2 separate regions of the Homo sapiens genome follow, and region 1 is linked to region 2. A link is an interaction called in ENCODE POLR2A ChIA-PET data of the cell type or tissue named here. Cell type or tissue: PC-9. All regions are shown on one strand. Links, peaks and the distances in the headings refer to the core of each region. The heading gives the core; the rest is flanking DNA.

Region 1 (11,787 bases), core at 4,249-9,248, 76 kb after region 2:
AGCTAAGGATGCAGCAGAGGCTAAACAAGGGGGTCCTGCTACCTCGCCCCTGCAGGCAGGACCACGGGAGCCCTGGCGGAGCACCTGAACTGGGCCTCCTGGCTTCAGGAAGCAGAGTGGCAGCAGAAGGCCTGGAGGAGAACCCCATTGGCCCTGTCGTCTGCCCACAGATGCTGTACTTGCCTCCTGACCTCAAATATTGGCTAGGGCAGGCAGAGGGGTCAGCATTGCTGGCCAGGCAGCAGGCGCCAGTCAGTCTGCTGCTGAGTGACACAGACAATGTCCTGGCTGGGGCCAGCCCCATCCCCCACCTGTGCTCCCCTTGCCAGACAAAAGGCACCTCTGCAGCAAGCCAGAGCCTATGGCCAATGCCTGCTCTTCTAGCTCACGCCCCCAAGAGAGGGTCCCACCTCATCCGCAGTGTTGCCTGCGCCTAGGCAGGCACCTGGGGCTAGGGGTGGAGCTTCCCCTGGTTCTTCTGGTGTCTGGGACAAATATTTGTTGAATGAATGTTAAGTCCAGTGAGGTCAGTGGCATCATCAACCCTGACTCCAAGAACTCCTGAGCCCCCAGCACATTTATTCTCCCCTCCAGCTGACCTCGACTGAGAGGGGATGAGAAGACCTTGGAACCTTAAGGGTCTGGGTCCAACTCCTGGCTCCATCATGTTCCTGGGGGAAAACCCTTTGCCTCTCCTACTCTCTGGATCCTCATCTGTGGCCTGGGCACTACATCACCCAATTGCTAGGAGGTCAAGTAAGATTTAGCCTGCAAAGCACCTGACCTGGAGGATCTGGCCATGAACTCCACCCCGCCCCCCACTTCCCATACGCAGTGACATGCTGAGCTCAGGACAAGGTGTGGGGTGAGTGGTGGTGGCGGGGGGTTGGGTGGTTCAGAGATTTTAGCACAGCCCACTTGTGTCAAACTACTGGTCAGCAGTAGCAGATAAGACCAGGACACAAACCATTGTAAATCACATGCACTAGAAGATTCTCTGCCTTCAGAGAAAACAAAGGAGCCAGTGAAGACTCTGGTGCTGTGGACGGCTTCAGGGAGGAGGTGACCTGCAGACGGTCCTGAGCCCAGGGTTTGACCCAGCAGGAGGAGGACAATGCAAAGCACAGACTGAAGACGAGGCCCCAGGAGTGCAGGGAACCTGCCCACGGCCACCCATCGCTGATTGCTGCCCAACAGCAGGGCTCAGCAGCTGCGTGGGCCAGCGCGACACAGGGCCGGCCCACTTGGCAGAGTCAGAGGGGTGTCCTCTTCTCCTTCCAGAAACTGCTGGGCCTTTTCTAGTGCCTGAAACATTCCCGTTTCACACTAGAGGTCCTTAAAAGCTGTGCCTTTGTGAGGTGTCCTTTGTGAAAACACCTCTGTAAGTGTCCTTGGGAGGCAGGGGAGTCACCTGAAGTTGTGACATCTCAGGGCTCCCTTGGGACATCATTCAACAAGGATGTGCAGAAGGCAACACCCTTCTGGAGGTGGACAAGAAGCAGGTGCATGGGGCTCTGGGCCCACAGCAGGGGTGCAGGCCCAGTGGCCATTAGAAGACCCTCCTGCCAGGTTCTGTGTGTACTCATGCCGGGACTGTCCCTCCCTTCTCCCACAGAGCCTCTGTGTCCTCTCACCGGGCAGCGCTGACTCTCCTTCTCCCATGACCTCCTGTCTGGAGGCCATGCCCTGGCCTGTCTGTTTCTTGGCTGAGTGTTCTGAGGTCGCTCTCTATCTCGAAGCTGCAGAACGCAGGTTCTAAGGAGTGAGGGGGCACCCCAAGAGCACCCTCCCTTCCCTGGAGCTGACACAGGGCTCACAGCAGGTACCTAGGGCCCTAGTTCCCCTTTACTTCGCAGCTGGGAACCTGAGGCCTGGAGAGCGGGAGCTGCCCGTGTGAGGTCGTGGAGTGAGTCGGGCATCACCCAGAGCCCCAGCCCGCCTGCCCCTGCGGGGCCCTTGGCTCGGCTGCCTTAGACAAAGGCTCTTCTTTGAAGCGCCTGAGACAGAGCCCCTGGTTTCCGGCCCCAGCCCACCGGGAGGCACCCGCCTCGGCAGCTGTCTTCATTTGCTGCCCGCCAGCCGGGCCGGCCCGGGCCTTGGTTTATTGTCAGCTTCCTTGCCAGAAATATGCTCCAACAAATGCTGTAAACAAAAGGGACAATTGCAGACCATCACGCCTGCATTTCTCTCTCATATGCATAAAATGGGGTGCGGCTGGGGCTGCCTGGCCAGCAGCCTCTGCTAAGCAAAAGCCCCCTCTGGACGTGGGCCTGACCACAGCAGCCTCTTCCCCTCCTCTGAGCCCACAGCCCTCTGAGCCCGGGTCACAGACAAGTCCCGACGCTGTTCTACCTTCAGCCTACCCATGGAGATGGTTTCTTCATTTATTTAGCAAACACTGACCTAGTGCTTGCTAGGGGTCAGCACTGTTCCAATATCCCATGAATGTCCCTCATTTTATCCTCATAAAAACCTATGAGGTAGGGCATATCATGATCCTACTTTATAGAGAAGGAACCTGAAGTCCAGAGAGGTTAAATAAGAGGCCCAAAGACACACAGCTGATAAGTGGAGGAAGTGGAATTCCACCCCAGGCTCCACCTGTAGGCTCCAGAGTGTAAGTCCTGACCAGAGAGAAGTTTGGGAAGAGGGGTCCATGGGGCAGAGGACTCGGAGTCCTGATGAAAGAAAGAAGGGGACTCCAGACCGTGGAAAAGCAGATGGCTGCCCTCCCTTGCACAGACCTGCTCTGGGTAGCATTGCTGGGACTCTGGGAAGTCATGAGTACCCACACTCTCTCCTTCCACGGACCTCAGAAGTATCTGTGATAGCTTAACTGTTATGGGCTGAATCACATCCCCCCACAATTCGTATGTTGAAGTCTTAACTCCCAGGACCCCGGAATGTAACATTATTTGGATACAGGATCTTTACAGATGTAATCAAATTAAAAGGAGGTCACCAGGGTGGGTCCTCATTCAATATGACTGGCATCCTCATAAGATTAGGATACGGACCCACATAGAGGAACAACCCTGTGAAAATGTGAGGAGAAGATGCTGTCTACGAGCCAAGGAAAGAGACTGCAGAAGAACCAGCCCTGCCACACCTTGATCTCAGACGTCTAGCCTCCAGGACGGTGAAAGAAGAAACATCTGTTTGTAAGCAGTCCAGTCTGCAGAACTTTCTGGTATGACAAACTATATAAATCAATCAATGTAACTTTCTTCTCTCTCTTCCTTTCTTCCATCCATTCATCCATCCATCTATCCATCCATCCATCCATTTACCCATCCATCCACTCATCCATTCATCCACCTACTCATCCATCCACCTACTCATCCATCCACCTACTCATCCATCCACTCATCATCCATCCATTCATCCATCCGTCCATCCACTCATCCATTCATGCACTCATCCATCTATCCATGCATGCATCCATCCATCCATTCATCCATCCACTCGTCCATCCATCCACTCATCCATCCATCCATTCATCCATCCATCTACTTGATATTGTTTGGTTGTGTCCCCACTCACATCTCACCTTAAATTGTAATAATCCCCATGTGTCCAGGGCAGGGCCAGATGGAGATAATTGAATCATGGGGGCGGTTTACCCCATACTGTTCTCATGGTAGTGAATGAGTCTCATGAGATCTGATGGTTTTATAAATGGGAGTTCCCCTGCACATGCTCTCTTGCCTGCCTCCATGTAAGATGTGCCTTTGCTTCTCTTTTGCCTTCTGCCATGATTGTGAGGCCTCCCCAGCCATGTGGAACTGTGAGTCCATTAAACCTCTTTCCTTCATAAATTATGCAGTCTCAGGTATGTCTTTGTTAGCAGCATGAGAATAGACTAATACACCACTCACTCATCCATCCATCCATCCATCCATCTGTCCGTCCATCCACTCATCCATCCATCCACCCATTCAATCATCCATCCATCCATCTACTCATCTATCCATCCATCCACTCATCCAACCATCCACTCATCCATCCATCCACCCATTCAATCATCCACCCGTCCATCTACTCATCCATCCATCCATCCATCCATTCACCCACCTCCCTCCCTATTTAAAGGGCTTACGATCTCAAAGCTGTTAGAGACCTTACTTGCTGGATGGAGCCTGGTCTAGCCCTTCCTCTGTAGGGATCTCCTGCAGGTGTCCTCAGGGCAGGTGTCCTCTCTGTGAGCCACTCTGTTTGCAGATGCTCAGGCTGCCCTCTGCCCCACAGAGCTCTTCCCTCTTGCCTTGGGGTGTTCGTTGGGCTTGGCTCCTCCCCATGGGATGGCACTTGTCACAGGGAAGGAGCTCCAGTGTCTATGGCTGCCCCCAGCCTCCGCATTCCCAGAGGGCTGCATGGGCCTCTATGTGAGGACCTGATTCAGGGAAGGTCTTTTGCCACAGTGAGCTGCATCAGCCTGGACTGTCAGAGAAGCCCTGTTGGAGTGACTGCTGGGTTCGAGGGGGTGAGTGGGAGGTCTGGCTCCTTTTGCCTGGGAGACCTGAAGTTGGCTGGACTCTGGACCTTTCAGGGCCCCTGCCACTTGCCCAGAGTGTATCTGAGGTCCCAGGGTGTGGCCTGAGAGATTCTGGTGGGGACCCCTGAACTGAGTGAGGGCAGCCATCACAAGCCCCATTCTAATGGTGGCAGAGTATGGACTCTGATGTGTGGACCGCTAGATCGGCTGAGTGGCACAGCCTCCTGGTGCCTCCTCATGTGTCAAGTGGGGATCTAGTAACACTGGCTGCCCCAGTGGCTGCTCTGACGGAAGGAGGGAAGCTGGTCCTGGGCTTGTAGCTGTGCTTGGTGTAAACATGCTGTCTGCAGCATTGCCAGCACAGCCCCACCTCAGCCCCATGCCCAGCACACTGTAGGTGCCTGGCACCTGTTACACAGTTGCTAGCGGGCTGTGCACTCAGGCCTGGCTCTGTCCCTGGGCTAGGTGGTGCTGGGGTGATCCAAGGGTTCCTTGGGAATCCTGAGGATTCCAGGGAACCTTGGGAATCGAAGAGGCCTGTGCTACCTCACACTGTCCTCCTCACACGGCGTTGTCTGCAGGCCCTTGGCAACTCCTGACCTCTCCGAAACTCTTCCACATGATGAGGTCAGCAGGGACCCTGCCGGCATTCCATCCAAGCTACTGATCCCGCCCAGTGCCGGCTCAGTGCCAGAGTCCTCACTGTGGTGACCTGAACACTTTGTTTCACGATTCATAGCAGGGAAGAGGAGTTGAGTCCGGATGATGATGTCTGCAGACATTTCCTAACTGTTTCACAGAGAAGAGGGTTGAGGAGTGCAGACTCTGCCTCAGCTCCATCCTGAGGGTGGGACTATCAGGTGAAGGGAAGCTCTCAGAGGACTTCTCAATTTCCCAAGACTCAGAGAAGAGGATACAAAGGGTCTGAGAGCCCTCCAGCCCTGTCTGAGCAATTTTTTTTCCAGCATGCCAAGGGGACGACAACATTGACTCTGGTCAGGGTTCTGGGTGCCCGTGACGTCTGCAGCCGCACACCCAGGGGCCCCCAGCTCCTCTCCACGCCAGCACAGACTCCTGGGAACTCTCCCTGGGAAGCTGACGGGGTCCTGGGATGTGCTCAGGGTCAGGCCTGCAGAAGGGCCCTAGCCAGTGTTGGGAACCGGCTGCTGGCTCCGGCCTGGGCTCACTGTGTGGCCCAGGCTCGCCATGTCACCCTGCCTTCCCCTGGGAGAGAGGAGGCCAAGGCAGCCAGGGAACGCCTCTTTGTCTTGGTGCCCAGGGCTGTCAGATAAAGCCGTTGAGCCAGCCGCAACTGGGGCATCCAGACTGCTTTTCCAGCCACGCCAGGCCTCGCCCCACTGTCCCGTTTGCCCAAAGGGGGCTGATGAGTTTAGTAATGTTTACTGAGCACCCGCCCGCCTTGTGGAGCTGACAGCCAGGGAGACGAGTCGGCTGCAGACTTTGCCCTCACAGGCAAGACAGCCACACCTTGAACTCTGACTCAAGGAAGAGAGTGGGCAGCTCACCAGAGAGGCCAGAGGAGGCGGCAGGAAGGTGGGGTCTCTCCAGCCAGGGGCTTCCTGAAAGAGCTGCCTTCTGAGCAGGCCCCCCAGGCTAGGAAGATGTGCACCTGCCGAGCTGGGCAGGAGAGGGTGGCCCAGTGGAGGACCCAGCATGGGCAGAGGTTTGGAGGTGGCAGGTCCTGAGGGAAGCGGAAGGTGAGTGTGCGTTCTGGGGAAGATAAGGCTGCGTGCAGAGGCCGAGAGTGCAAGCCAAGAGGCTGGAGGCTGTGACCCTCAGGCTCCAGGCAGCCAGGCAAGGAGGAGAGGAGAAGATGCCACACTAGAGAAGCTGGCCCACTCCACCCCTTTGTCTTCTCCTCACCTGCAGCACCCTTCTCTCATCCCAAATGTGCACAACAGGGCGTTTTTCTGCTCATGAGAATAATACCTGTTGATTGCAAAAGCAATCAGAAAACAGAGAAGAGTTAGGGCACCGCAGGCAACCTCAGCAGAGACCATCAGAGCTCACATGCTGACACTGAGATGTGGTTCCTTCTGGTCTTTTTTATGTTCTTCCACATATATACCACCCACTTGTTTTTTCTTTTCTCTCTCTCTCCTCTCTCTCTCTCTCTTTTTTTTTTTTTTTTTTTTTTTGAGACAGAGTCTCACTTTGTCACCCAGGCTGGAGGGCAGTGGCGCGATCTTGGCTCACTGCAACCTCCGCCTCCTGGGTTCAAGGGATTCTCCTGCCTCAGCCTCCCGAGTAGCTGGGATTGCAGGTGCCCGCCATTATGCCCGTCAATTTTTTGTATTTTTAGTAGAGACAGGGTTTCATCACATTGGCCAGGCTAGTCTCGAACTCCTGACCTCAAGTTATACACCGGCTTCAGCCTCCCAAAGTGCTGGGATTACAGGCGTGAGCCACCGCACCTGGCCCACACTTGTTTTTTCTAAGTCACATCAGAGTGTTGTTTTGTAACTTTATATTTTCATGTAAAAACTTATTATGATATCTTGCCATCTGATTGCTGGTTTCTTTTTTTGAGACAGAGTCTCGCTCTGTCACCCAGGCTAGAGTGCAGTGGCACAATCTCGGCTCGCTGCAGCCTCCAACTCCTGGGTTCAAGTGATTCTCCTGCCTCGACTCCTGGGTTTAAGCCATTCTCCTGCCTCAACCTGCTGAGTAGCTGGAATTACAGGTGCTCACCACCACACCAGGCTAATTTTTGTGTTTTTTGGTAGAAACATGTTGACCAGGTTGGTCTTAAACTCCTGACCCCAGGGTGATCCTCCCCACCTCAGCCTCCCAAAGTGCTGGGATTACAGGCATGAGCCACCTCGCCCAGCCTAATTGCTATTTTTTAGGAACATATTCCTTTGTGAAATATTAAAACACATCCATCTGGGGAGAGAAGACGCCAGCCCAGCCCTGAGCAGAGGTGTGAGTGAGGAAAGACAGGAGCAGGCGGTCAGGGTGCAGGAGGCAGGTCCCCAGGGACTTGCAGAGGCTTGGGCTCAGCACAGGGGTGGAGGCGGGGGTGCAAGTCCTCCCCAGGGGTGGGGACTCCGATCCCTCTCGGTACCTGTGCAGGGAGTCAGCAGGACGGAGGACCAAGCAGCAACTTTCCAGCCTCCACTCCGTTGTTGGGCTGTTCCCTACTCCTGTCTTACTGCCCCACACGGCTTACCCTCGTCCTCTGGGAGCCTCCATTTTTCTGATCATTCTATCCACTAAGGGGTCCCCCAGCAATATCCTGCCTCACCCCCGGTCTGTTTTCTATGGAGCAGCGGCATGACCTGCAGCCATTTTGTTATTCATTTGTTAGCAGCCCCTCTCGGACCCACGGAGAAAGAACTTGCACCCATTTTGTCCAGGGCAGTGCCTGGCACGAAGCAGACAGGTGCTTGTCAGACAGGTATTGAATGAACTGTTCCTCGCCCCATCCCCACCACAGGGGCCACGGGCTCAGAAGGGCCCTGCACATGGTTGGATGCTCTGATCGTCCTGGAAGGAGGGTCTTGCATTTTCATCTTGCATTTTCGTCTTGCACAGGGCTCCACGAATCTCGTAGCTGCCCTGCTGTTCCCACATCCTGCCCCTTAAAAAGTCCTGGGCAGGAACCCTCCTATCCCAGGCTGTGGCAGCTTGGGGCTCATTCTTTTCCTGAGCCCAGTTTCGCCCTGCAGGGTGCAGGGTGCTGGCTATGAGTCCTTCTGCCCCACCGCACCTCAGCCAGGTGAGGACAGGGTGAGGGTCTTCATCCCTTCAACCTTGACCTCTGCTCCTCCCCACAGGCAGCCAGGTTGTGACAGCCTGTGAGGACCTCTTGGCTCCCGGAGCCTTCTCTCTCCTGGAATAGAGATGACACCGTGCTGCCATTGAACTCAACCCGAAAAAATGATCTGTTGCAAAGCTCACAGGAAATAATGGAGCAATGTTACACGATAAACTGTAAAGTGTGGTGAGCATGTGAACAAGCGTCCAGGACCCAGCGAAGCCCCAGGCTACTGGGCTAGGCGTCAGATGAGAAGAGGCAGAGGGCAACCTCCTGTAGGATCTGAGGCCTTCATGTGCTCAGCCCATGGCTGTCGTCACGGTGACGTGTGCATGCGATGTATCTGGGCCATCCTTGTTCTTGAACGCGGGCAGTGAGTCCCACGGTGATGTGGCATGTCACGAGCTGAAGGAGGGGCACCTGCATTCAGGCTTGCGAACCAGCGAGACAGCCTTTGGACCTTTCGGAGCCTCACTTTCCCACACTAAGAATTGGAGTGGAATTCCCAAGGTGCTGGAGGTTGAAAGGCATTGAGAATCTAAAACGCTTTGCAGACAGCAAGACCCTCTGTGTAAGTTAAGAATGCTCACTCAGTCCCAGCAGGTACTCAGAGGGATCCTTTTATTTCTCCAGAACATTCTGCAGGTGAGCTGGGGAAGCCCACTGGCCCTGGCCTCACCCCCGAGCCCGAGCCTTCAGCCTGGGAATGGTCTGGCCTCTTCCTTGCTGGCTCTCCAGCCTGGCCTCGCAGGACCCTGGGCGGGACCCCAGGAACCCTCACCCGCTATGTGCTTCCCCAAGAAGCGCTCCCTGTGGCCTAATTTGAGAAAACAATGGGCCTCAATCCATATTAATGACCCTAGAGGGACCCTTTGTCCTCGGTGCACAGGCTGTAATCAGCGGGGCTCCGGGGGCTCTGGCCTAATTTGGAGGGACAGGTTTTATCATCACCCTTGATTCGGGTGACCCAATCTGACAGGCCCACGACCCCCTGTATGCGGGGTCCACGTCAGAGATGGGCTTCCTCCCAGCGGCCCACCCCAGCGGGCTGGGGAGAGGGAAGGGGGAGGTGGTGGCCATGGGGGAAGTTCGGGGTGAAGAAGGGGTCACAGCCAGACCCCCACTTGGATGGGCCTGTGATCGGGTTCTCGGGAGGAGCAGGATATTGATTAGATCAGTGAATGGTGTGGAGGCAGCTCTCCCCAGGCACGTGCTCCCGACCACCCACCAGCAAGCGTCTGTTGCCTGCCGGTGCCAGGGCTGGGTGGGGACTCTGGGACAGGCCGGCTGCCTAGGAGGGGCCAGGCAGGAGCCAAGGGGCTGGCTCCAGGGACTGCCAGGAGGGCCCCAGGGAAGGGGAGCCGGGAAGCGTTTTGGCTGCCTCCGGCGTGAAGTCGTGGAAACGTGTTTGCAGGTTAGGGCCGTGGCATCCTCGTTGCACCATTTGAGCGCCTATGGGGTGCCAGATACATGACAAAGGGCCACCTCATTTAATGCTTCCCTCAACCTTCCCAGGCCCCGATCCCCATGTTCTGGGTCAGGAGGCCCATTCGAGGTCAAGGGGTGGGCGAAGGCTGACGAGACAAACCCAGGGACTAGCTCCTGAGTCCCAAAACCTGTCCTCACCCACCCAGGGGTCCCCTGCACGCTCTCCAGGGTGTGCGGTGCGTGGCTGCTGGGTTTGGGTGCATTAGAGCCTGAGGCAAGGGCTTGAGTCTGAATTCTCGCTACGGACCAAATGTGTGCGTCCTCCCTAAATACATATGTTGAAGCCTTAACTCCCAATGTGATGGCATTAGGAGAGGGGACCTGTGGAATGTAGTTGAGTCCTGAGGGTGCGGCCCCGTGATGAAATTAGTGGCCTGATAAGAAGAGGCCCAGAGAACCGGCTCTGTCTCTGCTCTCTGTCGCACGAGGACCCCACAAGAAGACGGCCACCTGCAAACAGCCATTGAATCTGCCAGTGACTTGGTCGTGGAGTTCCAGCCTCCAGAACTGTGAGAAATAAATGTTTGCGATTTAAACCGCACAGTCTGTGGTGTTGTGTTGGCAGTCTGAACTGACGGAGACAGCATCTGATTTGGGAAGCGACCCCGGGAAGCAATGGGAGGGGATGAGGCTGGTTCCAGGGGGCTCGGCTGGGCTCAGGCTCTGGGTCTGCACAAGGCCTCTCTGCTTCCTGGGGTCGGCAGCTGCTGGGCACCTGCTCTCAGCATTGGCTCTGTGCAGGGACAATTCAAACCTCTGTTCCCACCACTGCTGCCCATGGCCCGTTGGCTGGAGCCCAGCCTCTGTGGGGCAGGAGGTGCGCATGTCCAGGTGAGGAACAGCAAAGTCACGCAGCAGAGGGCATGGATCTGGGAGTGGGGAAGGCCTGGGAACCGTGGCACCATCAATCACGCCATCCTCCAGGTTTCCTCACTTGCTTTTGGGACAACCCTGAACTCCTCAAGGAGGCAAGGAAGGCCTCCTTGACCTACCCCTCCCTGGCCACCTCTGGCTGTGCCAACCCGACACGCAGGTTCAGGCTTCTGTCTCCTCCAGAACTGCTACTCTGCTGTGCCCATCCTGCCAAGTCCTGTGTGTGATTTTTGCCCGGGTTCCCTCATCTGTGAAGCCTTCCCGGACCCCACTGTTGGGGCAGAACACCCCTCGTGTGCCCCGAACACCCCTTGGGCCTTCCGCAGAGCTCCTGCGTAGCTTTCCCTCCACCCCCACCTCTGAGGCTTCTTTGTGCTCACCTCACCTGCCGGGTCATGAGCTTTGGGGCTCAGCAAATTCTGCTGGGCCCTGGAGGCAGCAAAGTAAGCAAATTAAATAATAATAAATCATAAACAAGATCACTTAAATAAGGGAATTTACCCTAACATCCCCAAGACCCAGCAAAGCCTCTGGCCCACGGTTGGAGCCCCCTACCCTCCAAAAATCGCGGCATAAACACAGATGAAGGAGATGGGTAGACAATTCCTATTCTGGAGTTTTTGGATCCAGAGGAGAGGCAATCTTTACAAATATGGTCAACCTGTGTCAGCCAAACAGCCTCGAGCCCTGGCCTACTTCCCAGCCCTGTGCTCATCTGGAGGGGGAGACCAGAGTGGGTGAAACATGGTTCCCACCCTAGAGACATTGTTGGAGATGAGACTGTGTTACTGCCAGACAAGGGTGTTATTGATTTGATTTAGTTCATTTCCACTGAACTCAGTTAATTCAATTCAGTGCAACCCAGTCTCATCCAGTCCAACTGAGCAAAGGTTTTCCAAGTACCTCTGAGGGTGGCACGCTAGCCTGGGTCCTGTCTGCACTGTGAGATGTAGAGGAAGTGCCTCCTTGTCTGCCTTCCTGGCCCTTCCAATCCAGTGGGGCCAGAGTCCACAGGACACAGGAAATTGTCAGAGGTGGGCCAGTGAGGTAGCCAGGGACGTGGGCTCAGGTCTGGACACCATGTTTTCCTGGGAAAGTTTTTGCATTCCCATGGGCTTACCTGACTAGAGCAGGGAAGAGGCCATGTGGT
Region 2 (11,787 bases), core at 2,328-7,327:
CTTTCCTGAAAGGAAGAGTCAATCATCAAGGTAGCCAACTTCATTGTTATCTTATTTTTACAAATTGCCACAGCCACCCCAGCCTTCAGCAACCACCACCCTGATCAGCCAGCAGCCATCAACATCGAGGCAAGACCTTCCACCAGCAAAAAGATGACAACCCGCTGAGCGTTCAGGTGATTGTTAGCACTTTTTGGCAATATTTTAAAATTAAGATATACATTTTTTAGGCCAGGCATGGTGGCTCATGCCTGTAATCCTAGCACTTTGGGAGGCTAAGGTAGGCAAATCACTTGAGCTCAGGAGTTCGATACCAGCCTGGGCAACATGGTGAAACCCCATCTCTACAAAAAATACAAAACTTAGCTGGGTGTGGTGGCACACACCTGTAATCCCAGCTACTAGGGAGGCCGAGGCAGGAGAATTGCTTGAACTTGGGAGGCAGAGGCTGCAGTGAGCAGAGATCACGACACTGCACTCCAGCCTGGGCAACAGAGCATGACATGTCTCAAAAAATAAATAAAGAAAGAAAAGTTAGACACAAAAGACCACATATTGTACAATCCTATTTCTCTGAAATGTCCAGACCAGGCCAATCTATGGAGACGGAGAGTAGATTGGTGGCCTCCAGGCTGGGGGTAGGGTGTGTGATTGCTAATGAATGGATGTTTCTGGAGAGGGTGATAAAATGGTTTGGGACTAGACAGTAATTTTTCACTTTAAAATGGTAAATTTTATGTCATATGTGATTATCATCTGAATAAAAGAGAGAAAAAACGCAGAGCAAGAGCATTTGAAGAGAAAACAGGAAAACGCAGGATCTCTTTATGGGTGCATGGCCTCTTTTTGCCCATTTTAGGGGAGTGTGGGGCAGGACCTCTGAGAACAGCATATGAGTCGCTGGGAGAGCCTTATTGAGCAGGAACTTCCTTTGTGGGAACCCAGGGCTATCTGTCTGGCCCATCTCAGCTGCAGATTCCAAGGCCCCTTCAGCCCCAGGGCTCTTTCTCCAGTGAAGGGTCCTCGCCTTGGACCCAGGAATGACAAAGAGCCGGGGCTCTGAGGCTGCTATGTGTGCCTCTATCTTCCCTTTATGTGTTGGCTTGGCCCTCCTAAAAAGCCTGTGACCACTTCCTGACCAGGTGAACCCTTTTTGACCAGACACAGCTACTTAAAATAAGCCTTTAGGTACACGGATGGAGGTCTGCTGGCCGAGGCTGGCATTTGCACACTTCATTGCAGCACTGGAGAACTGAGTCTTCTTTTACTCAATTTTTCATAGAAATAGGCACATTCCCCATCCCTTCCCCTCGCCCCCACAACCCCTGACGCTCAGCATCCAGGGCTGATCTGAGAGGGACCCGGGAGGCAGAGAAACCCCAGAGCCGTCATTTCCCAGATGTGGCATTATGTGTGAGCCTAGGTTTGTGTTCTTTTAACGGCACCACATAAAGTCGCTTTAGGAAAGTCTTTATTCTTATCATGTAACCGGTAGATCAAAAAGCATCCTCATACTTACAGGATGTGATGTGACAGATAACCGACAGATGTGGTGGTGGGAGAGGCTGTGGGAGCGGAAGGAAAATCAGAGAAAGAAAAGAGAGCGCTTTGTTGGGTTCGGGGTGTTGTTTCACCCACGTGAAACAACAAGAAAAGGCCCACGTGGCCTTAGCTTCTTTCTAGTTTGAGAATGGGTTGTTATTTCTAAGACATAGGCAAGGAGCAGAATGTGGGAGGAAAAAGTCAGAGATTTCCACTGAACCTACGAGACCAAACAAGAAAGCGCTCGATGACAGTGGTGAAAGCAGTGTTTGGGGTGCCTCTATCCACCAGATGCAGCTGGTTCATATGGGGCCCTTTCCTGGACCCCACAGGAGACAGGTGGCCAAAGGATCTCAGACTAACGCATCCAAGCGTGCCTGGTTTGTCCTTAAGGAGGCCTAGGGAATGAGTTACACTGGCACAGAGTGAATGAACAAGCTAAGACCGCTGCCCAGTTAGACTCGTAAGCTTACTTTACATGGTGTAGATACTAAGAATAGCCAACATTTATCAAAACATCTTCTTTCTGCCGAACGCTCTCCTGGGAGTTTTCCATGTAGTAGCTGATTTAATCAGCTCAGCAGCCCTCTGGGATGGGGGCTTGCATTAGGGACATTTCACAGACGGGAAACTGAGGCAGAGAGGGGTGAGGGGACTTGCCCAAGGTTATGGTGGGAAAGCAGTGGTGCTGTGATACATGTAAAAATCAATGAGAAAAATTATATTATGCTGCAAGTCCCAAACCGCACCCAAAATAATCACCGAATAATGATACAGATTGGGCGTGGTGGCTGACGCCTATAATCCCAGAACTTTGGGAGGCCGCGGCAGGTGGATCACTTGAGGTCAGGAGTTCTAGACCAGCCTGGCCAACATGGAGAAACCCCATTTCTACTAAAAATACAAAAATTAGCCAGGTGTGGTGGCATGCGCCTGTAATCCCAGCTATTCGGGAGGCTGAGGCAGGAGAACAGCTTGAGCCCAGGAGGCAGAGGTTGCACTGAGCCAAGATCGTGCCACTGAACGCCAGCCTGGGTGACAGAACAAGAGTCTATCTCATAAAAAGCAAAACAAAACAAAAAATGATACTAGCAATAACTGCCAAATGCATTTAGCCTTTGCTGTACCCAGGCACTGGGCACCCTGCCTTTCTCACTGAGTTTACTTAGTGCAGACAGGCTTTAAGTAAGGTGGGAAACTAAACCCCCCATATAGAGGAGGGAATGGAGGCCTCAGAGCAGACGGACCTGGAATGGAGTCTTGCCTCCTATGTTTGTGGCCCTGTTTCCCGGGAATTGGAAATGGTGCTGTAAAGTGCCTGGTATGGGGAGGTGAACCTGCAGGCCGGTATTGTTGTGACTTCGCTCTCCCTCTTGGTAGCAGCCACCGTCAGTGTGTTCAGAAGCATCCAGCTGCCATGTTTTGGGTACAGTTCCCATGTCTTCTCCAAATCCCATGTTGGAATTAGACCCCCAAGCTTGGAGGAGGGTCCTGGTGGGAGTTGTTTGGGTCATGGAGGCGAATCCTTCATGAATGACTTGGTGCGTTCTCCTGGTAATGAGTGAGTTCTCACTATTAGTTTGTGTGAGAACTGATGGTTGAAGATCTGGGCCCTCTGCTCTCTCTTCCTTCCTCTCTCGCCAGCTTCCCATTGCCTTCTGCCAAGGTGAGTGGAAGCTTCCTGAGGCCTCACCAGAAGCAGATGCCAGCACCATGATTCCTGTACAGCCTGCAGAACCATGAGCCAAATGAACCTCTTTTCTTAGCAATTACCCAGCCTCAAGTATTCCTTTATAGCAATACAACTGAACAAAGACCCCAGGCCAAAGGCGGAGGGGATTTCGAGGCTCTAGGGTCCAAGAAGTGGGCAGGCCTAGCCCCCTCTAGGCACAGGCTTGGATCTTTTTAAATTTTGAATAAGACTGGAAATGATTTCTCTCTCTTTTTTTTTTTTTTTTTTTGAGATAGAGTCTTGTTCTGTCGCCCAGGCTGGAGCGCAGTGATCTCAGCTCGCTGCAACTTCCGCCTCCTGGGTTCAAGAAATTCTCTTGTCTCAGCCTCCTGAGTAGCTGGAATTACAGGCATGCACCACCATGCCCAGCTATTTTTTGTACTTTTAGTACAGACTGGTTTTGCCATGTGGGCCAGGCTGGTCTCGAACTCCTGACCTCAGGTGATCCACCCGCCTCAGCCTCCGAAAGTGCTGGGATTCCAGGTGTGAGCCACCATTCCCGGCCCTGATTTCTGTTTGCAATGTTGTGCAACCACTCCTCCACAGCAGTGAAACAGGTGACATTACAACCCCACTTTCAGGAAGTGGAAACTGAGGCTCAGAGAGACTGAGTGCTGTATCCCAGGTGGCTGGGCTAGTGAGGAGCAGAGCTGGGGTGTTTGGGTTTGTGCTCAGGGGAGTGTCCTCTAGGGCCCTTCTGGGCTGCTGAGGGAGCAGAGCCGGCTGCACAGGCGAGCCCAGCGTGCCTAGACGGGCCTGCACCTGCTGCAATGCCCTGCGATCACCATCTTGAAATTCTTACTAGGGTTTGAACAAGGGATCTTGCATTTTCATTTTGCACTAGCCCAGCAAATGATGTAAGAACAGGGGAAGGAACTGAGAGACAGCCACCTGGGGACCAGGGCCCTCATCCTGGTTCTCTGTGTGGCCTTAATCAGCTGTCTACCACTCCCTCTTGCCTTGGTCTCCCCGTCTGCAAGATGAAGGAACAGGGCTAGATTGGGATTCCCTCATGTATATTTCATGGAACACTGATACCTCATGGTTCACTGAGACAAAGTCCCTCCAAAAAGTGAGTTTGTGAAACGGTGCAAATTTTTCTCTTGGAAAAATCCAGGGCAGTTTTGCATATTCAGGGATCTGTGTAGACTTGAAACAACAACAACAAAAAGCCTTCTTTAAAAAAAATGGCATTAGTATTTTCCAAATATATTAGATCACAAAAGCCTTCAGCAAAGTGGGATATCGGCCGGGCGCAGTGGCTCACACCTGTAATCCCAGCACTTTGGGAGGCCGAGGAGGGCGGATCGCTTGAGGTCAGGAGTTCCAGGCCAGCCTGGCCAACATGGTGAAACCCTGTCTCTACTAAAATACAAAAATTAGCTGAGCGTGGTGGCGGGCGCCTGTAATCCCAGTTACTCCGGAGGCTGAGACAGGAGAATTGCTTGAACCTGGGAGGCGGAGGTTGTGGTGAACCGAGATCGCGCCACTGCACTCCAGCCTGAGCAACAGAGCGAGACTCTGTCTCAAAAAAAAAAAAAAAAAAAAAGTGGGCTATCTACAAAATATCCCCAGAGAAATGCTAGACTAACACACTTTTGAACTCTTTTCCAGTATTCAGGGCAAACCTTCTGCCTTCCTTTTACTATCCCCTGGATTGACCGTGTCATGCAGGAAATTCAGAGACAGACCCCGCAGGCATGTATGGAACGAGCACAGAACAACTGGCAGCCCTGAAGGAGGATCTGGGGACAGGGAAGGGGCTCGAACGGTCCTCTGCTCCCATTTTTCAGCCCTTCCTCGGACCCAGAACAGCAGACCAGAATCACCTTTCACCCATGGAAAGGGGCTGGCACTCCAGGGATCTGTCCTGCTTGCTTTGGGCGGTCACTAGATCCCTCTGCCACATTTAGGGTCACTCCTCAGAGCACATGACCCCTCTGGAATCCTGAAGCTGCCCAGGGTAGGGCGGCACTGAGGCGGAAGCAGTGTGACCCTCCTGGGTCGGCTGGGCCTTTGACAGCTGATGTTTCACGGGATACTCATTCCTGCATGGCTCAGCTGCCTGAGGGCTGCCCCACCACTTCCCTGAGCTAATGTTGCCAGTGTGAAATTCCAGATTTGACCCTGAACTTCCTAGCTGGGTTTTAAAAAGGTTTGTTTGTAAGATGCACGGAGCATTGTTGGCCATCTTTTCATGGGCTCTTTGGCCATTTGTATAGCTCCTTTGGAGAAATGTCTGTTCAATTCCTCTGCCAATTTCAAAATTAGGTTGTCTTTTTTTTTTTTTTTTTTTTTTTTTTTTGAGAGACGGAGTCTTGCTCTTTCGCCCAGGGCGGACTGCAGTGGTGCTATCTCTGCTCACTGCAACCTCCACCTCCCGGGTTCACGCCATTCTCCTGCCCCAGCCTCCCAAGTAGCTGGGACTACAGGCGCCCACCACCACACCCAGCTAATTTTTTGTATTTTTAGTAGAGACAGGGTTTCACCGTGTTAGCCAGGATGGTCTCGATCTCCTGACCTCTTGATCCGCCCACCTCGGCCTCCCAAAGTGCTGGGATTACAGGCGTGGGCCACCGCACCCGGCTAGGTTGTCCTTTTTATTGCATCTTCTCGGGGGTCATCACCGTTGTTGAGCCTCATGAGACACACACAAAGTCTCCCTTCGCAGCATGTATGTTTATCCTGTGGTGCAGTGGTGGGCTCTGGCCAGGCAGGAGCCGGGGGAATGAGGGGCCTGCACAAATCTTGCTTTCCCAGGTGGGAGTGGGGCTGGCAACAGCTGGGGGCATGGTGGGGAAAGGAGTCAGGGGCCAGTGGATGGACACTCAAGCGGGGCAATGTGGCCCCTGGCTCCAACACGGCCTGGTCATCTTCTTATGATTCCCATACATTCATTCATAGTGTTGGCACAAAGGGGCTGTCCTCACTCCTCTGGCTCCTGCAGTGAGGTGGTAGCAACACAGCAGTGCATAGAGGTTGCGCCCCTGGGAGGGCCCTGGGCAGGGAAACGGGAGCCTGGGCTCTAGGTCCCGCTCCTCCACTTGCAGTCCCATCACATTGGGCTCCTCATCTAGAACTGCGGGATGACCCTCACTTTCCTGCTTCCCGACTATGGAGAGGCACAGGTGAGAACACCCGTGACAGCATGGGGCCAACCTCAGCTACTGCTGTGTGCGTGTGTGGAGGAACGTGGCTGCTGTGTTCCGGCCCCAGCACAGGCACCCCCACTCCACATCCATAACCAGGCCCCACGGCTTAATCACCCTGCCACATGCACCCTTTTTGGCCAAGACAGGACTTCACAGCAGGGGACCATCTGAAACAGGGAGGCCTCAAAGTAAGACCCAGGGGGTGGACCCTGGGAGGGCAGGGCCTGGTGGTGGGGAGGGGCCTGGTGGCAGAGCCCCAGCAAGTTTCTCCAGAGCTTTGACAGAGGAAGAGGTGTCTGGGGAAGGTCTACCTGGGGCTGGGCCTGGCCAAGGGCTGGAGCCAGGTAGCGGAAAGACTGACTTCACCTTCACCTACTTGGACTTAAGCAGAGGGTCTGGACCTGGCATACAGAGGACTAGCCCAAGGTCAAGGCCGGAGACATGGCTGGGACCTGGCTGGCCTCTTCCTGACATTGGAAGCCATGGCCCAGGGCATGTCAGACTTAAGGGTAGCCACGACGTAGGACATGAGGGAGGGACCTTGGGGATTTCTAGGGCCAGCACCCTCAGACTTTCTAGCAAAACTCTGGCCTTTGCTCCCTCCCAATGCTTCTGATTCCTATACATTCATTCAGTCATTCAACAAACATCTGTGGACAGGAATGCTGGGGACACAGCTCTGAACAAGAAAAACTCAGCCCTGGCCTTGGGCGCTTGCCTTCTAGGGTGAGACAACGATAAGTAAGCAACCACGACACAGGAAGAGACTTGTCGGGGAGTGGAAGTGCTCCCAGGAGCATCAACTTCGCCTGTGGGCTGGGAAAGTGTGCACTGTCCCAGACAGACAGACCAGGATCTGGTGATGTTCCCAGGAGCCAGGCACGAAGGTGAAGCATCCCCAGCTCCCAGACACATGTACCTTGACAGGAAGCAAATCCTAGGCCTGAAACACCCGATACCCCAAATCCTAGGCCTGAAACACCCGATACCCCAAATCCTAGGCCTGAAATCCCTGATGCCCCAAATCCTAGGTCTGAAACCCCTGATACCCCGAATCCTAGGCCTGAAATCCCTGATGCCCCAAATCCTAGGCCTGAAACACCCGATACCCCAAATCCTAGGTCTGAAATCCCCGATACCCCAAATCCTAGGCCTGAAATCCCCAATGCCCCAAATCCTAGGCCTGAAATCCCTGATGCCCCAAATCCTAGGCCTGAAACACCCGATACCCCAAATCCTAGGCCTGAAACCCCCGATACCCCAAATCCTAGGCCTGAAATCCCCGATGCCCCAAATCCTAGGCCTGAAATCCCCGATGCCCCAAATCCTAGGCCTGAAATCCCCGATGCCCCAAATCCTAGGCCTGAAATCCCCGATGCCCTAAATCCTAGGCCTGAAACCCACGATGCCCCAAATCCTAGGCCTGACACACCCCATACCCCAAATCCTAGGCCTGAAACCCCTGATGCCGCAGTCCTAACTCCGGGAAGCAAATAAAGACTTCCTGCCAGAGGACTTAGAAAGTGGGAGCGTTTACTGATGCTCTTTCTGCTCATTGGTCATTATTGTGCTTCTCAACAGTATCAAACAGTGAAACTTAAGAGTTTGAGCGGCCTTGCCTCCTGGATCTTGTCTTTGCCTTTAGAATTGTAATTATAGGATGTGTGTGATTTTTTTCCCACTTAACATGTCGTGAATATTTTCCATGTCTATGTAATCCTTTAAAAGCTATTTACAATGATTACATAATGTTTGGGACGTGTCATGATTTGCTTTCCATTTTACCTCCTGTTAGATGCCAAGGTCATAGGGTGGAGTCTCAGACCCACCCCAGCCTGGTTTATCATTTCATTGCCCTCAGCAGGAGCCACGCCGAAGTGTCAGATGTACCTCACCTGCCTCTTCCTCCTGAAGGATCTTAGGCTTTCAGCACAGGAGGGGGGTTAGGGATCTTCTGTTCCCATCCTTTTATTTTCTCAGCTGAGAAAACTCAAGACCTTGTCCAAGATCACAGGGCAAGTGAGTGATAATCCCTCTATGGTGAAAATGATGGAACTGCACTGAAATACATCAAAGAGTGGAAGGATTTCTTTTTGTACTGGAACTGTGCTGAATCTGTATACAATTTGGGGGAGAACCATACCTCTAAGATACTGAGTCTTTTATCAAAAAAATGCTCATCCGGGCGTGGTGGCTCATGCCTATAATCCCAGCACTTTGGGAAGCTGAGACGGGGGGATCATGAGGTCAAGAGATTGAGATCATCCTGGCCAACATGGTGAAATCCCATCTCTACTAAAAACACAAAAATTAGCCAGGCGTGGTGGTGCACTCCTGTAATCCCAATTACTCAGGAGGCTGAGCCAGGAGAATCACTTGAACCCAGGAGGCGGAGGTTGCAGTGAGCCAAGATTGTGCCTCTGCACTCCAGCTTGGCAACAAAGTGAGACTCCGTCAAAAAAAAAAAAAGCGCCATTTGGATACATCTTTGTTAGATTTATTCCCAGTTTATTTACATATATGTATGCATCATATACCTGTGTTTGTTGATGTTGCTGTTGTAAGTGGCATCTTTTTAAGACTTGTGTTTGCTAGTTGTTGCTGCTTTATAGAAATGCAATTGAGGTTTATATGCTGGTTTTGTACCCACCCACTTTATTTAAATGTCTTATTGATAATTTTCCATAGGTTCTTTTCAGGTTTCTATGTAGACAGTATTTTCATTTGTAACTAAGAAGAGTTTTCTGTGTCTTTCTTCCTTTATATTTTCTTTTCATGTCTTACTGCACAGGTTAGCAACTCCAGTTTGGTGTTATACAGAAGAGTCTGGGACGTGGTCTTAGCAGGAATGCTTTTAATTTTTCTCCAAGCATGATGGTTATTGCAGGTATTTTTGGGAGAGGCTCTTTTGTGGTCTTAACAGGAATGCTTTTAGCTTTTCTCCAAGCATGATGGTTATTGTAGGTATTTTTGGGAGAGACTCTTTATCAGATGAAGGAAATTCCCTTCTATTCCTATTTTGCTAAAATTTTCAAACCATGATTGGATATGGACATTTATTGAATGCTTTCTTTTTCATTTACTAAGATATAATTTGCTTTTTTAATCTGTTATTGTGGTAAATTACATTAATTAGATTTTTATATCTAATTAATAGATTTAAATCTAATTAACATATTTGTATAAATCAGGCTTGTATTCCTGGGATAAACCTGACTTGTATGTGATTTATTACTCATCATTTAGAACTCTACATTTCCTTATAAGTATTGTGTGTGTTGCATCTGATAATTTGTGATATGGAATCTTTTTAAAAAATCACTCCATTTGGCTGGATTATGCCTGTAACCCCAGCACTTTGGGAGGCTGAGGTGGGTGGGTTGCCTGAGGCCAGGAGTTCAAGACCAGCCTGGCCAACATGATGAAACCCCGTCTCTACTAAAAATACAAAAATTAGCCAGGCGTGGTGGCACTCGCCTGTAATCCCAGCTACTCAGGAGGCTGAGGTAGGAGAATCGCTTAAACCTAGGAGGCAAAGGTTGCAGCGAGCTAAGATCATGTCACTGAACTCCAGCCTGGGTGACAGAGTGAGATTCTGTCTCTAAAAACAAACAAACAAACAAACAAAAAGAGGCCAGGTGCAGTGGCTCATACCTGTAATCCCAGCACTCTGGGAGGCCGAGGTGGATAATGAGGTCAGGAGTTCGAGACCAGCCTGACCAACATGGTGAAACCCCATCTCTACTAAAAATACAAAAATTAGCTGGGTATGGTGGCAGGTGCCTGTAATTCCAGCTACTCAGGAGACTGAGGCAAGAGAATTGCTTGAACCCAGAAAGTGGAGGTTGCAGTGAGCTGAGATTGTGCCATTGCACTCCAGCCTGGTCAATAGAGCGAGACTCCATCTCGAAATTAAAAAAAAAAAAATCACTCCAGTTGTGCATTGTTAGTGTATAGAAATAAGATTAATTTTTGTGTGGTGATCTTCTATCTTAGGACCTTGAAAACCTGCTTGTTAGTTCCAGGAGTCTTTTTTTAAAAAAATATAGGCTTCTTGGGATTTTCAGTGTGGTTATGTTGCCTGAGGACAGGGACAGTTTTATTTCTTTCCAATCTGCAAGGCTTTCATTTCTTTTTTCTTGTCTTATTTTATTGGCTAAGATTTCTACTATGATATTGAATAGAATGGTGAGAGTGTCTATGCTTGCCTTGTTCCCAATCTTTGGGGGAAAGTCTTTACTTATTAAGCATGATGCTAGATATAGGATTTTTGTTGATGTCCTTTATCAGATGGAAGAAGTTCCCTTCTATCGGTATTTTGCTGAGAACTTTATCATGAATGGATGCTTCATTTTGTTAAATGCTTTTTCTGTGTCTGTTGAAATGATCATATGTTTTTTCTTTAGGTTATTGATAAGGTGGATTCCACTGATGGATATTTGAGTACTGAACCATCCTTGCCTTCTGAGAATAAACCCCACTGGGTGGTGGTGTATTTCATATAATGCTGGACTTTATTTACGGATATTTTGCTGAGGACTTCTGTGTTTGTGTTTATGTAGGAATCTGGTCTGTAGTTTTCCTTTTTGGTACAGTCTTTTTCTAGTTTTGAGGCAATGCTCATATAATGTGTCATGAAGTAGTCTTTAATCTTTTATTTTCTGGGTAACAATCAATGTTATTTCTTCTTTCAATGTTTGGTAGAATTAGCCAGTGAAACCATGTGGGACTGGATATTTATTTTTTGAAAACAAATAGAAAACTATGCATTAAACGTGTTTAATAGTTATAGGAGTATTCAAGTTATTTATTTAATCTTGGATGAATTTTGGTAGTTTGTGTCCAAGAAATTCATTCATTTTGTCTAAGATGTAGAATTTAGGTGCACAGAATTGTTCATAGTATTCCTTTCAATCATTATTGACACCTGTGAGGTATTCTTTTCTCTTTGTTAGTTTGCTAAAGCTTCATCAATTTTATCGATCTTTTTAAAGAGCCATATTTTGGTTTTATTGATTTTTCTCTTTGGTTTTTCTGATTTCAATGTCATTGATTTCTGTTCTTGTCTTTATTATTTCCTTCCTTCTGTTTACTTTGGATTTATTTTGCTCTTCCTTTTCTAGTTTCTTAAGAATAAAAGCTTAGCTTATTGATTTGAGACGTTTCTTCTTTATAATAGCATTTAATACTATAAATTTCCCTCTAAGCCCTGCTGTAGCTGCTTTTCATACATTTTGACATGTTGTATTTTCATTTATGTTTAGTTCAAAATGTTTTGAAGTTTCTCTTGAGACTTTGAGTCATACATTATTTCAAAGTGTGGTGTTTAACTTCCAAGCGCTTGAATATTTTTCTCTGATT

The links. Peaks named below come from ENCODE experiments on the same cell type or tissue, not always from the same donor. Only the 100,000 strongest peaks of a DNase experiment are listed, where the experiment ranks them.
Region 1: POLR2A ChIA-PET joins it to region 2 with 17 read pairs; 3 of 35 experiments call an interaction of 5 or more read pairs at or near these places.

Annotation. Positions count from the first base shown.
Region 1 is chr11:69,474,122-69,485,908 of GRCh38, reverse strand. LINC02747 (long intergenic non-protein coding RNA 2747) reads left to right here and starts at 5,952. Exons shown (of 2, transcript NR_184307.2): 1 at 5,952-6,213; 2 at 8,296-10,305. It overlaps LINC01488 (long intergenic non-protein coding RNA 1488), which reads right to left and starts at 4,246. Exons shown (of 4, transcript NR_185875.1): 1 at 4,126-4,246. RefSeq lists enhancers at 1-385, 386-923, 4,446-5,412, 8,274-8,958, 8,959-9,643 and 2 more. In PC-9, for the core only: no CTCF peak of the experiment used is centred there; no DNase peak of the experiment used is centred there.
Region 2 is chr11:69,548,571-69,560,357 of GRCh38, reverse strand. No RefSeq gene overlaps it. Among named protein-coding and RNA genes, the nearest start is that of LINC01488, 73 kb to the right of the region's middle. RefSeq lists cis regulatory regions at 3,484, 4,542, 8,008 and enhancers at 3,412-3,556, 4,470-4,614, 7,936-8,080. In PC-9, for the core only: no CTCF peak of the experiment used is centred there; no DNase peak of the experiment used is centred there.